Regions from separate parts of the Homo sapiens genome. Here region 2 is linked to region 1. A link is a contact called in ENCODE Hi-C or POLR2A ChIA-PET data. All regions are on one chromosome and are shown on one strand. The core of a region is the stretch at or near the end of the contact, and the rest is flanking DNA. Distances in the headings are between cores, read along the strand shown.

Evidence for each region. A loop is a pair of places that touch in the nucleus more often than their neighbours do. ChIA-PET counts read pairs that join two places held with the same protein, here RNA polymerase II (POLR2A). Pooled maps may share reads with other maps.
Region 2: a loop to region 1 is called in a map of naive thymus-derived CD4-positive, alpha-beta T cell, with 22 times the contacts of the local background. The contact joins the promoter of FAM217B here to the promoter of PFDN4 in region 1. A Hi-C loop is called at or near these places in 1 of 168 maps with a recorded cell type or tissue (naive thymus-derived CD4-positive, alpha-beta T cell) and 5 of 50 pooled maps. POLR2A ChIA-PET finds 5 or more read pairs at or near these places in 1 of 52 experiments (activated naive CD4-positive, alpha-beta T cell).

Annotation. Positions count from the first base shown.
Region 1 is chr20:54,204,837-54,210,729 of GRCh38, forward strand. PFDN4 (prefoldin subunit 4) reads left to right here and starts at 3,251. Exons shown (of 4, transcript NM_002623.4): 1 at 3,251-3,288. The coding sequence starts at 3,265. It overlaps LOC124904937 (a long non-coding RNA gene), which reads right to left and starts at 3,205. Exons shown (of 2, transcript XR_007067669.1): 1 at 3,121-3,205; 2 at 2,110-2,220. RefSeq lists enhancers at 571-800, 2,648-3,465, 3,006-3,325, 3,466-4,282 and a silencer at 3,316-3,585.
Region 2 is chr20:59,936,513-59,943,274 of GRCh38, forward strand. It overlaps FAM217B (family with sequence similarity 217 member B), which reads left to right and starts at 3,877. Exons shown (of 4, transcript NM_022106.3): 1 at 3,877-4,023; 2 at 5,686-5,797; 3 at 5,915-6,000. It overlaps PPP1R3D (protein phosphatase 1 regulatory subunit 3D), which reads right to left and starts at 3,793. Exons shown (of 1, transcript NM_006242.4): 1 at 151-3,793. The coding sequence starts at 3,419. The coding sequence ends at 2,520. RefSeq lists silencers at 3,255-3,384, 3,735-4,114 and an enhancer at 3,682-3,976.

The DNA.
Region 1 (5,893 bases), core at 2,001-4,500:
ATTTGCACGTATTATCTCTTCTACTCTTTGCAACAAGCCTATTAGAGACACATTATTATTTTTGCCATGAAAGTAACTTGTCTAACATCAAAATTAGAAAGTGGTGCAGGTATGATTTGAACGCAGGCAGTCTGGCTCCAGTAAGCCCTTTATTGAGTCTTAAACACTTTACTCATGCAAGTCAGGTGACAGGAGCTGCAATGTCCACTATGAGCTGCCCACTCGGGGACACATCTGACTTTATACATGACTTGTGGTGATGGGTAAAGCCTGGTGCTTAGGAGAGTGGTCTCTGGAGCCAGGTTCACCAAGAGTTCGAACCCAGGCTCTGGTACTTCCTGGCTGCTGGAGCCTTGGCCAAGTAGCTTTGTCCTCCTGAAACTCTATTTCCTCTCCTGTAAAATGATCGATAACAATATTGTGTGGTATGGTGAGGATTAAAACATTTAGCAAGGTGCAGGCCACATAGTATGTACCCTGTCAGTTTTGTATGTTACTGTTACTATTGCATTAGTCCGTTTTCACATTGCTGATAAAGACATACCCAAGACTGGGTAATTTATAAAGAAAAAGAGATTTGATGGACTCACAGTTCCACGTGGCTGGGGAGGCCTCACCATCATGGTGGAAGGCAAAAGGCGCATCTTACGTGGTGGCCGACAGGAGAGAATGAGACGAGAGAAAGGGGAAACCCCTTATAAAACCATCGGATCTCATGAGACTTATTCACTACCATGAGAACAGAATAGAGGAAACCGCCCCCATGATTCAATTATCTCCCACCAGGTCCCTCCCACAACACATGGAAATTATGGGAGCTACCATTCAAGAGGAGATTTGGGTGGGAACACAGCCAAACCATATGAACTCTCATTATTATTATACTTCAGCAAAAGGCAAAGGTTAACGTAGGTGAGAGTTTAGGTCCCTTCTGGTCCTAAGATCTATGCACCTGAGGATTGAAGTGCTTCTCTCTCTCAAAGCCCCTATGCTACTTTCGGTCCCCACCATACAATTACATTTCCTCAAAATTCCTGCTCCGCTGTTCCTCAGCTTTCAACTCAGCCATTTCTCAATAAAGCTTTGAAAAAGTCAGAATTCTTTCTCTCTTTCTCTCTCTCCCTCCCCCAGTTTGGCCTCACCAAGTTCTAAAACATGCCCAGATCTGGCCCCTGCCTTGCACCCCAGCCTCGCTCCATGCTGCTCTGTCCTTTCTACCATGTCTCACCAGGCTCTTTCCCTCTCAGCCCTCCACCCCTGGGGTCCACTTTCGTCTCCTCTCCCCATGCTGAGGCCTCCCATTTTCTCTTAGCTTAGAGGCCAGCTCCAGAGCTGGCCCCCACCCCTCCCCTCTGTGCTCTGCCTCAGCACCTCATTTATCTCCTTCATGCACTTGGTACCATTTGTGACAATTTTGCCCTTTATTTCTGTCTCCCTCTCCACCATTTGTTTCTTGCAGTGCTTTTACATTGAGCTCTGGAATAAACAGATATCACTGATGGAGCATCTCCTATGTGCCAGACCCGGTGCTAAGATTTAACCCTGGAAAAACATCTTTATTCAACAAATACTTTTTTGAGCACATATGAGCTACACACTGGAAAGTCCCAATACTAAGGGCCTGGAGAGCCCAGAATAGGCAGGAGAACAGGCGATGCCCGTGGCGGGCTAGGTGGTTCGGTGGGGAGGGCACAGGGTGCTATAAGGTCTCATTCCCCTCATTTAACCAAAGAGGAAATTGGGACTTTGAGAAAGGAGGAGGCTTGTCAGGGGCAGTTCTCAAGCTGTGGCCCATGAACCTCGGGGGTCCCTGAGACCTTTTCAGGGATCCATGAGGGCCTCCCTTTCCCAACTACATGATTTGTATGAGGCTGGGGTTTTTCATACCTACAACTAGGCAACTAAACAGTGTATTTGGAGAGACTGAATGCAGAAGTAGACATGAGAATGTAACCTTCCATTAAGCCTGATATTAAAGAGATCAGTGAAAATGTAAAATGATGACAATCTTCTCAATTTATTTTTGTCTTAGAAAATATAGTTATTTTTAAAGTGTGATTTTTATTACCATGGAATGGAGTTTTATATTATTTTAAATGAATTAATAAATACATTTTAAAAATTCTGCTTTAATTTCTAATACAGCAAATATCGATAAATAACCCACATAAACAAAAGTTCTTTGGAGTCCTCAGTAATTTCCAGGAGTATAAAGAGGTCCTAAGGCAAAAAAAAAAAAAAAAATTACTAATTGGGAGACACAAGTGTCAGAATATACAGTAATTGTTCAGTAATATTGCTGTAAATTAATTAATAGGATTGCCTAGTCACAACAGCAAAGGCATGGAATCAACCCAGATGCCCATCAGTGGTGGATAGGATAAAGAAAATGTGGTCCATATACACCATGGAATACTATGCAGCCATAAAAAAGAACAAAATCATGTCCTTTGCAGCAACATGGATGCAGCTGGACATCATTATCCTAAGTGAATTAACACAGAAACAGAAAACCAACCACTCATGTTCCCACTTATGAGTGACAGCTAAACACTGGGTACTCGTGGACATAAAGGTGGGAACAATAAATGCTACGGATTCCAAAAACGGGGAAGGAGGCAGGGGAAAGGGGTTGAAAAATTACCTGTGGGGTACTATGTTCACTACTTGGGCAACGGGATCATTAGAAACCCAAACCTTAGCACCATGCAGTATATCCATGTAATAAACCGGCACACATACCCCCCGAATTTAAATTAAAAAAAAATTACATTAAAAGATAGGAGTACCTCCTTTACACCACCTGAATTATCATGGCACATAAATCTCACACCCTATTTGCCAAGGCCATTCGTTCCTAGCTGTTTTACAGGTAGGTTAGCTTTCTCAATGCAAGTCTGTGGGACGGATGGAGAAAAATTCCCCGAGCCCTTTGATCCTGCCCCAGCTGGGCCCCGCCGCGCTGAGCCTTGGGCGCGCCCCCTGCTGCCCGCGGCCGGAGCCGTTCGCCACACCCCCGTGTTTATGTCGGTCCACGGGGGTTGCCTGTCCCTTTAATTGGCATGTACCAAGTCCTTCCAGGTCACATTTCCTCCCTACGTCCCAGCCGTTTGGACTCACTGGCCAAAAGTCCAAGAGGACGGAATGTGGAGACAGTGTTGTATTTTTGCGGGGAGTTCTAGGCCGACCGGGAGCGAGAGAACGCTCGGGGGCGAAGCGCGCCATTGCGGCCCTCCCCGCCGCCTGCGGTAGTCCAGTCCCAAGATGGCGGCCACCATGAAGAAGGCGGTGAGTGGGGAGCTCGGGGCTCTGGATGCTCGGGCGGCGCCGGATCTCGGCCGCTGGGGCCCGGGCGCGGGATGCTGGGGGTGCGCAGCTCCGAAGCCCGGCGTGGGACCCGAGGCCGAGGCCGAGGCCCTGAGAGCGGTCCCGCGGCAAGGCCTGCTCGCGCCTGGCGCCCTGAGCGTTTTCCTAGGCACCTGGCCAGCCGAGGCGGGGCGCCGGGGCTGGGGCCGGGAGCCTCGAAGGACGCAGGTCCGCCTCCCGCGATGCCGAGGGTGCCCCCGGGGAGTCTGAGGAACCTGCAGCCCCGGCCTCGCCCCTGAGGTGTGGGAAGCCGAAGGTCCCGTTGAGTGTGGTTGGCCTTGACTCGGGCGTTGCACCGGCATGATCGCATTAGCCTCACTGGTTATGGGTAGCTGCTGCTGGGAGCGTGGTTACGGGTGAGGAAACTGAGGCCCAGAGATGGGGAGTCACCTGCCCGAGGTTACGCAGCTCATAACGGGGACAGCAGGTTCCTGCATCCCCAGATTAGCAGGCCCCAGAGACCCTGTGTCCAACCTGGAGCTGCCCATTTCCACGCTTGATGCCCCTGAGTCCTTCAGGCTAAAACCAGTATTTATTGAGAATGGAAGATGTGCCGGGCCCAGCAGCCGGCCGTTTATCTGTTATCCTCCCCGCAACTCAGCAAGTGCAATGGGTTCCTCTCCACTTTGCAGGTAGAGAAACTTAGACACAGAGCAGTTAGAGGCCCTAAAGTGACTCAGCTAGTAAGAAGCAGAGCTGGAGTTCAAACTCAGGTTTGTTTTTGTTTTTCTCAAAGCACGCCTGTGTAACCACTAAGCCGGCTAAACTTCCATGTGGGGTTTTTAATCCCGTGAGCCTTCCCAGATGTGTAAAGATAGTCAGATAGAAGAAAAAGAAAATTGGAGAGGGGGAAGGAGATAACGGCTGATAATTTGGGGAGCTTTACAGTGTGCTAGGTACAGCTGTAAGTTGTTTTGCGTGTATTGTTTATTTTATGTTCTTTGAGGGAGATACTGTTTTTATCCTTATTTAACAATGAGAAAACAGGCGCGGAGGCAAAGCTAGCATTTAAACACAGGCATTCTGACTCCGGAGTCTGTGTTTTAAACTGCTATAGGGGGTCTTTGATGAGAATCTCTTGGCTGGAGGGATTTGCGTTCATTCCACTTTTAAGACCACATTAGAACTTCTTTGCTTTGCCCCTATCCAGTACCACATAGTCTATGCCATCTGTGCCTGGTGTAGGGTGACCCATTGCCCCCTTTTATATGAAATTGAGGGACTGCCAAAAATGGGAAAGCCCCAGCCAACTCAGGATGTGTTGCTCACCCTACTATTCTGCCATCCAAAAATTCTTACTGTGTCCCAGAGTAGGGTCTAGGGCCATGGTGATTCAAAAAAGTATGAAACTTTGTGAGATTCACTTCACCTCTAGTTTGTTAAATTGGGCCCTCTGGTGTTAGGTATGGCCTTTAATTCCTTGGAAGATACTAGTTGTGGTTCACTCCGTTTTATAGGTATGGAAACTGAAGTGCAGAGAGGTGAAGTAAATGGTAGAAGAGGAAATGGCAGAAGAATGATTTGAACCTTGGATTTTGATTGCAAAATTTCTAATTACCAACTTTTTTTTTCCTTTCATTGATTCAGTAAATTTTCGGGGGCACGTAATATGGCGTAGTCTCAGTTTTAAGTGGAGACAACTGTGGTGACCAGTGAGAAAGCTCTTCTCCCCTTAATCTCATAGCCCCAAAGAACGTATGTTCCAGGGCAGAGCAGGCATTACTCAGATAGTCAGACAGAAAACTAGTTTCTCTGATGAGAACTGTGAAGGAAAAGTGCTTATGAAATGAGGGCCAAAATGAGGTCTGTTTTGAGATCAGAGAAGACTTTCCTGGGAAAGTGCCATTTAAGTTGAGATCTGTGAGATTATGTAAGGAAAGGAAGGGAGAGTTGGATAGGGAGCGAAGCATTCTAGAGAGGAGTATCTGCAGAGACTCTGAGTGCATTTAATACAAGGAAGGCCCGATGGCAGATAATCAGGGGAAGAGAGTTTGAGCCATGATGGGAAAAGAACTTATAGAGGGGTAGGTGGTGGCCAAAATATAAAGGAGCTTCTTTAACTTTGGAGGCTTTAAGAGTCACATGATAGATGCAGTGTCCTCCTGTAGATGTTTCCAGTGTTAGGAACAATTCCCGATAGATTAGCTTGCATGTACACTTTTCCCCTTTGCCCTCACTAGGAGAAAACATATGTGTATGCCAGTGAGTGAGAGTGAAACAGAGAGAGATAGCCCTTTGAGTTTAATTAAAAGCAAATCGTACAATCTGGAGTACTTTACGTTTGTAACACATCGTATCTCTCAACTGGTCATGACTTTGCTGGGGAGAGTGTTTAGATGAGATGATTCAGTCCTCTCCTCTCTAGAGTTCTGCCTTCTAAGATCCAGTTCTTGACCATAAGGAGATCTGCACTTTGATTTCTGTTCATTATCCTATATACAAATGTCCTTTCCTCAGAGAGGCTACCTTTGACCTTTATCTAAAGAAGCCTCCTTCACTCCCCAGGCCCCCAAAACTTTCTACTCCT
Region 2 (6,762 bases), core at 2,627-5,126, 5.7 Mb after region 1:
CACAGTGTCATTAACTGTTGTAAGAGAAGTACATTAATGATCACATTCCCTGTATTCCCCTAGAGCTTTCTTCATACCTCATGCTGACCTGGCATATAAAATTGCATTTCCTTTTCTCAAAGACACATACAACAACTCTGCTACTGACGCTGAGGCACAATGACAAAATTTATTTTTGCCAAGGCTCTACGTTTATCAGTGTTGTAGAAAGGATAAGACTTGCATGTGAAATGATTTAGACAAGAAGTTTCTAAAGCTTGGTCTTCTGTAATTAGGCCACAAGAAAAACATACTGAAGCATAATAGAATGGCTCACAACTGTTTTTGCACATATACTTTAATACTTAGGCTTGGGTAAAATCATTTTAAATAACATATTAAAATATGTTTGGGGGGACAACCCAGCAATTGCACAGCCCACTAGAAAATTTTAACATCTAAGTAATATAACTGTTTTAGGGTCTGAAAGTTCTCCTTCAGTTGTTCCACAGCCTCTTTATCAACTAGGCAAATATATTTAAGCTTTTAAATTTCATAATGTTGGTATTTTTTAAAAGGCACGGGAGGTTCACTTAATATTAAATATATAACATTCACTTTCATAACCAAAACCTTTTTGGCAAGTGACTTTCACATAGATTATGAGATTCTCTACATGCCTTAAAATAAATCTGGCAGCTCTTAACTCATATCTAAATTCTCTGGACAACTGTCTTGCTCTCTGTTTTGGGGCCAGGGGCGTAGCAGTGAAGGCCCTAACAGGCTTGCTGACCTAATTGGACAGTTTGTTAAATAGCAGGAAATGTAACAAGGCTTCTCTCTCTCTTGCATGTTAATGTAGTGAACAGTGCTAATAGCCAGAGATTGTGCAATTTAGTCACAATATTTCAAGCCAAAATTCAGTGTTCTTATATTAAAAGATACCGAAGAAAGCTATCCTTGTTCTTTGAATTATAAAAGCACAGAGGTTGCAATGATCAGAACCAAACTGGTTAAAAGCCGAAATGCATCCTTTCAGTATTGATTTGACAGATGCCAACAAGCATTCAAAAATTTAGAGTTAATTTCTTGGTGACAGGTAGCATAAAATTGATCAGACTGGTTTCAGCTGTATCATAAGCTTCACAAATTGGAGATCTTGTCCTTCCTGGCTGTTTTTTTTTTTTTCCCACACCTTAATTCTAGCACCTGTTGTCAGACCACTGTTCAGCACCAAAAGAACTCCTCAGCCTGGAGTTCTTTGGAGTTTTAAGTGATTGCCTAACTCAGCAGGGGACAGTGGTCTTGACTTCTTGGTTGACGGTTTAAAAACATAAAAGAATTTTATATTTTAAAACTGACAAACTAGAAAATGTTAGAAACTCTATCTGAAGGCAGAAAGTATAAAGTTGGTGGGTACCTGATAAAACATGATGTATGTAAATACAGTTCAAAACAATTTAAAAGTATAAATATTTGTCAATTATTTTTCCTCCAGTGCTCTGGCTATTGCTGAAAACACCTTCTAGTTCCACCTTGTAACTGGACTCCCAAAAGATGAATGCTGACATCTTCTGATGCTTAACAAGAAATAAAAATAGTCACCTTAATCATCAAAAAGGTAATTGCAAAGGGCACTGTTGCCTGAAATTCTCTAGTCACCTGAAAACTGAAATAACTGAGGCAAGACTTCTTAAAATGCTTAGTTTCAAACTTAAACAGAATGGCCTGATAATGATCAAACATGTACAGAGAAATACATGAAATCAGAATTGTGAATGCAGAGAAATAACTGTTTTGCTAGTTTAAAAGTCTGAAGCTTTTCCCTCCTCCCCAGCTGTTAATGTAGGAGACACACAGCCTAACCAGGACAGTCTCAATGCCCAGGAATGGTTGTGTGATGACTGATAAAGCAGAAATTTCTTGCCTATTAATAGTTTCCCACTGTTAGAAGGCTACAGCCGTTGGCAATCAGATGTGGGCTCAGGTTTTCCTTATCCTGGGGCAGGAATGCCTGGAGGGACCACGATGTGGGTCACACTGTACATTCTGTTTACTGTGGGCACAAACACAGAACTTTTTTTTTTTAGCTTATTAAATCGAGAATATTCCTGAGGAGGCATCCGCTATGGGCTAAAGGTCCCAACATCACAATAATAAATAACAGCTATGTTTACAGAGACACATTCAGGACACATGCAAAAGCTTTTCCTAGCAGGAGGACTTGGGCCTTTGCAAAACAAGCTGCTTGGGCCTCCCCAGAGGGCCCACCCTCCCATGCACCTACCCCACCACCCTGCCCCAACTCATTACACAACTCGGCCTTCTGGCCACCTGAGGCTACTTTTTAGACCAAGTGACTCAGACGTTTCAAGTAGAAGACAGGATGGGCCACTGCCAGGGGACCTTGCAGCAGAAAATTAGGTCAGAGGACTTGGAGGGTGGTGAAGAACAACCAGATAGATGTGAGAGCCCAGCAGGGAAATGACAGGAGGCGCAGCTTAGGTGTGGAGGCTCCAGGTGGCCGGTCCCCGCGCGGCTCAGATGAAGTGGATCCAGCTCTCTTCGCACTCCCCGCGAGGCATGTGCAGCGCGTGGTTGCGACATGTGAGGCTGTAGTCTCGGTGGTCGTTGTTGTCCCAGTACTCGGCACCCGCCACTTGGTAGCGCACCGCGAAGTGCACGCGGGAGCCGAGCTCCAGCAGGAAGGGCGGTACTGGAAAGCCGAAGGTGAAAACGTCCTCCGTGCCCTCGGGGCCTGCGGGCCCGCGCCACCGCGCCACCGCCTCGTGGGTACTGCGCCAGCCCGAGAAAGTGTAGCGCACAGCCACCTGCTTCTCGAAGGCCACGTTGCACACGCGCACCGTACCGCTGATGCCAAGGTCCGAGCAAGTGACACGCTCCAGGCACACGAGCTGCCGCTGCAGGCGCTCGCCAAAGTCGGCGGCCTCGACGGGCGGCGGGAAATCGGGCACCAGGCAATGCAGGGTGAACTCCAGGTCCTGGCTGCTGCAGCACAGGTCCGAGTTGATTGCGAGCCGCGACAGCACGTGCAGCGGCACGGACGGGTCGTCTCCCGCGTTGAACACCTTGACCTGTGCCAGCTCCAAGCCCAGGGCGTCGGCGAAGCGCACGCGGAGCTTCTGGCTGCAGCCCGGCCGACACGCAGCGCCCGGCGCGCCCGCGGCCTTCTGGCGGCGCTCGGGGGAGCTGGGCAGTGAGCGCGCCCGCCGCAGGATGATGGGCCGCAGGCGGGGGTCGCAGCCCGACGGCGCTGGCGTTGGCGGCGGCGCGCGGCCCGGGCTCCCAGGGGGCCTACAGGCCCGCGGCTCCAGGGCCACGCCGCCGTCCAGGTCCGACAGGCAGCTGAGGCTCCGGGGGCCGAGCTTCCGGGATCCCAGGGCGCTAGGCAGGACCGCGGAGCTCGGGCCTCTGGACATGGCCCCGCCGGCCGTCGGAAGATGAGGCAGGGATGAGAGACGACCTCCCGACCCCGCGACAGCTCCCTCCGTGCTCAGAAGCCGCAGAGAGTCCACCGTATCTGCAACCTGCGGGGGACCTCTCGGGCCCGGTGCGCCCTACCCTTGGTTCGCCACCTTGCTCCTCGAGTCCTTGTCCAGGTCCTCCGCTTCTTGCGGTTAAAGAAATTGTAAGAGTGGGGAGTTTTTCTCTAGTGGAAGCTTTCAGAGGCCTCCCGGGAGCGCAGGGTAGCGCCTCTTTTTTCTTCTTGCTTCCTTGGAGGTTCTTACAAGAAGGCTGCGTTCCGGGAGCGGCCCCTCCCACTTTCCCGGTCCGCGGCGTTACTTACAAGGCTGCAACTTGACCGGGTGCAACTTCCTAGCGAGCCTCCGCCCCGCCCCTCGTGACGCCGCCTGCAGGCGGGCCCCCGCCGGCCTCAGCTCAGCCAGGGAGCTCAGCGGAGCTGCGCGCCTCCGCCTCCAGCTCCCCTGCCGCAGCGCGCCGCAGCCGGGCGTCCCCGCGCGGGCGCCGGAGAGGAAGGAAGGCTGGCAGCCTCGTCACGTGTCCGCTGCAGTCGCGAAACAGGTCTGATCAATTTCTGTTTACGTCTGCCTGGATTGCGCGCCTATCGATCATAGACTTTGTCTGCACAAACGGAGGACAAGGAAAATGCATGCTGCGTGTCCTTAGATTTCTGGGTTGTGGATGGGGGGAGCGGTGGTGCAAAAACCGGCCTTGCCAGGAGCTGGTCTCAGGCTAATTTTAAACATCGAGGCCAGCCCACACTTTGGACAGGTTCACTGCAACCTGGACCCTTGGTCAGACCGAGGGAGCCTCACTGCGTAGAGGAGCAGCGTCATGTCCACATCACCCAGAATGCTTTGCCGCACCGAATGGCCAGCAGATTCCCTTGAGGGTGGGGAGGGGAGGTGCTGCTGTTGTCTTCCTGGACTCCGCGCCAGAGAGGAAGACAGGGGAACAAGAGTTATTACCCGCTGATGACTTCTGCAGCTGCCCTTAATCAGCCTCTGGCGCTTGGGGAGCATATTTGTAGCCAGAATCTCCGACTTTTAGCTTTGTTTCCAAGCAAGCCAGAAACACCAGCAAGGCCTGGAGCTTGTTTTCTGCCTATTTAGAACCCTGCAGGCATTCGTGTCTCTCACCCGGTAGCTTTGAGCACAAAACCCCACAGCCTTTGGTGTAAAGCATACCAGGTGAAATGAAGTAGAAAAGATGCAAGTGCACTTTCCAGAGAGCAGTTTGGGGCCAGCCATTCCATTAAGAAGGTTCCTTTTTATTGTCCAGAGGGACAAAGCAGAAAGAAAACCAGACTAATGAAAGGGGGTTGATTCAAGAACATTCGTTGCATCTAAAATGAGTCAAGGCTGTTGATTGTGGTATAATTCATGAAATGTGAGAGAATGATTTTATTTATCATTGGATGTAAGCTAACTAAAAAGGCTTACATGATTAATGTGGGAAAAATACAGGAAAGTTTCAGGAAGAAAATAAAAATCTTCTATAATCATCTCTTTTATTTTACAGAGACAGGTGATACGGGAAAGAGAAGTATCCAATTTCCATTCAGTGCACTTTTAATAGGCCACTCAAAATGAGAGGGGAATAACAGCAATATGTGGTATAGGTCAACAATGCTTCATAAAGAGATGATATATAATATGTAATATGTATGAATATATGGAAAGTCTTATAATGGATTGATGTGATAGAGAAGGCCGAAAAATTGAATGGGAACGTTCCTCCTAGAGTTTAAGCTCCTTCTGAACAGGGACGTGCATAATCATTGCCATTTTTCTGGGTACTCCTGTAATTATTTGTTGCATGAATGAATGATTGGGCAATGCAATGATTGAACGCTGTAATAAGACCTGACCTTATTTAGCCTTCCAGATTTCTTCAACATATTATTTCCAAGGAAGATTATACCTGTGTGTGAACAGGGAGAGAGAGAGAGAGATGGAATCCATTCACAGTATTTATAGTAGTGTGATCCTGTGATCCTGTCTCTAATATCTACTGTAATAAGCAGAAAAGACAAAGCTGTAAGCATAAGACAATGTCTCCCTTCCCCAGTATTTCATAACCTAGAGTGCAAACCACTATATGATCACAGCCTTAATATTTCAATATTATACAAGTATTAAAAAACAAGTGAAAAACCAACCCGATACTGGTGGTAGGACCATTTGCAATCAATAGTTACTGACAGTATTCTGTTGCTTCTAGTTCCGGTGGTGAGGAGACCTTTCCAAATATAAGAGGAATAAAGAAGTCACCTCCCCAGCTGTCATCATCTTCCAGCAGATTGAGCAAGAATATTTTGAGCACTACAGGAAAGGTAATGTAAACTTAGAAGAAAAATCTGACTTAGATTTATTCTGGGATTTTTGTTTGTTTGCTTGCTTGTTTCTTGTGTACATGTTCACAGTGTTTATTACTGCATCCCTGTTTTTAGACAGTCCATCAAACCCGAGATGATGATCAGCCACGTGATTTTTTCAAGAAGAGGAATAGGGTGAATGAATCTCATCAGAAAAGCAGGTAAATAGTTTTAGTATAATTGCTTTATCTTGCAAAAGACTCATTATCTCTGTTGTCCAGATTGAATATGTGGAGTGGGGAAAAAAGTATGTCTATAGATAAGAAATATACATTTATAATTTTTTTCTAGCAGAAATGAATAGAAAAGTGGTTTAAGCATAATAGTGGATAAGGATTCCAACGGTCATAATTCTGGCAGTTGTTAGCAGAATTATAATTTTGAGTAAGTCCTTTAATCACTTTTCTATGTTAGTTTCCTTTTATATAAAAGGATAGTGACAATAATTAATTTTTATGGATGCATACTGACAGGCAGGAACAAAATGTTTTAACAGTGTTATGAATTCTGAATAATGGAGATTCCTTCATTTCTTCATTTATTCAACATTTATTGAGCACACGTTGTACTATTGGCAATGATTTAATGTCCTGCATATTTATTAATTAAAATGTAGCACGTATTCAAATAGTTGCTTAGGTTGTTTGAAACCACTGGGCAAATGAACCTCTGAAGTTTCCAGAAAGCATGTTTACCACCCATTTCTATTCATTCTATCTGACTTATATTACAGAGAAGTATTATTAATCTTAAATGCCACGTTCTTGGTAAATAAATTGAAAAGAGGATATTTTCAACTCTGATGTGAGATTCAGCATCAGAATAAATTATGCCAGAGAGAATTAGTTTCTATACTCATAATGCACACAGTATTCATTATTCCCTTTACCTGCTATTCACAAGGTAACACTAAGACCCTGTGT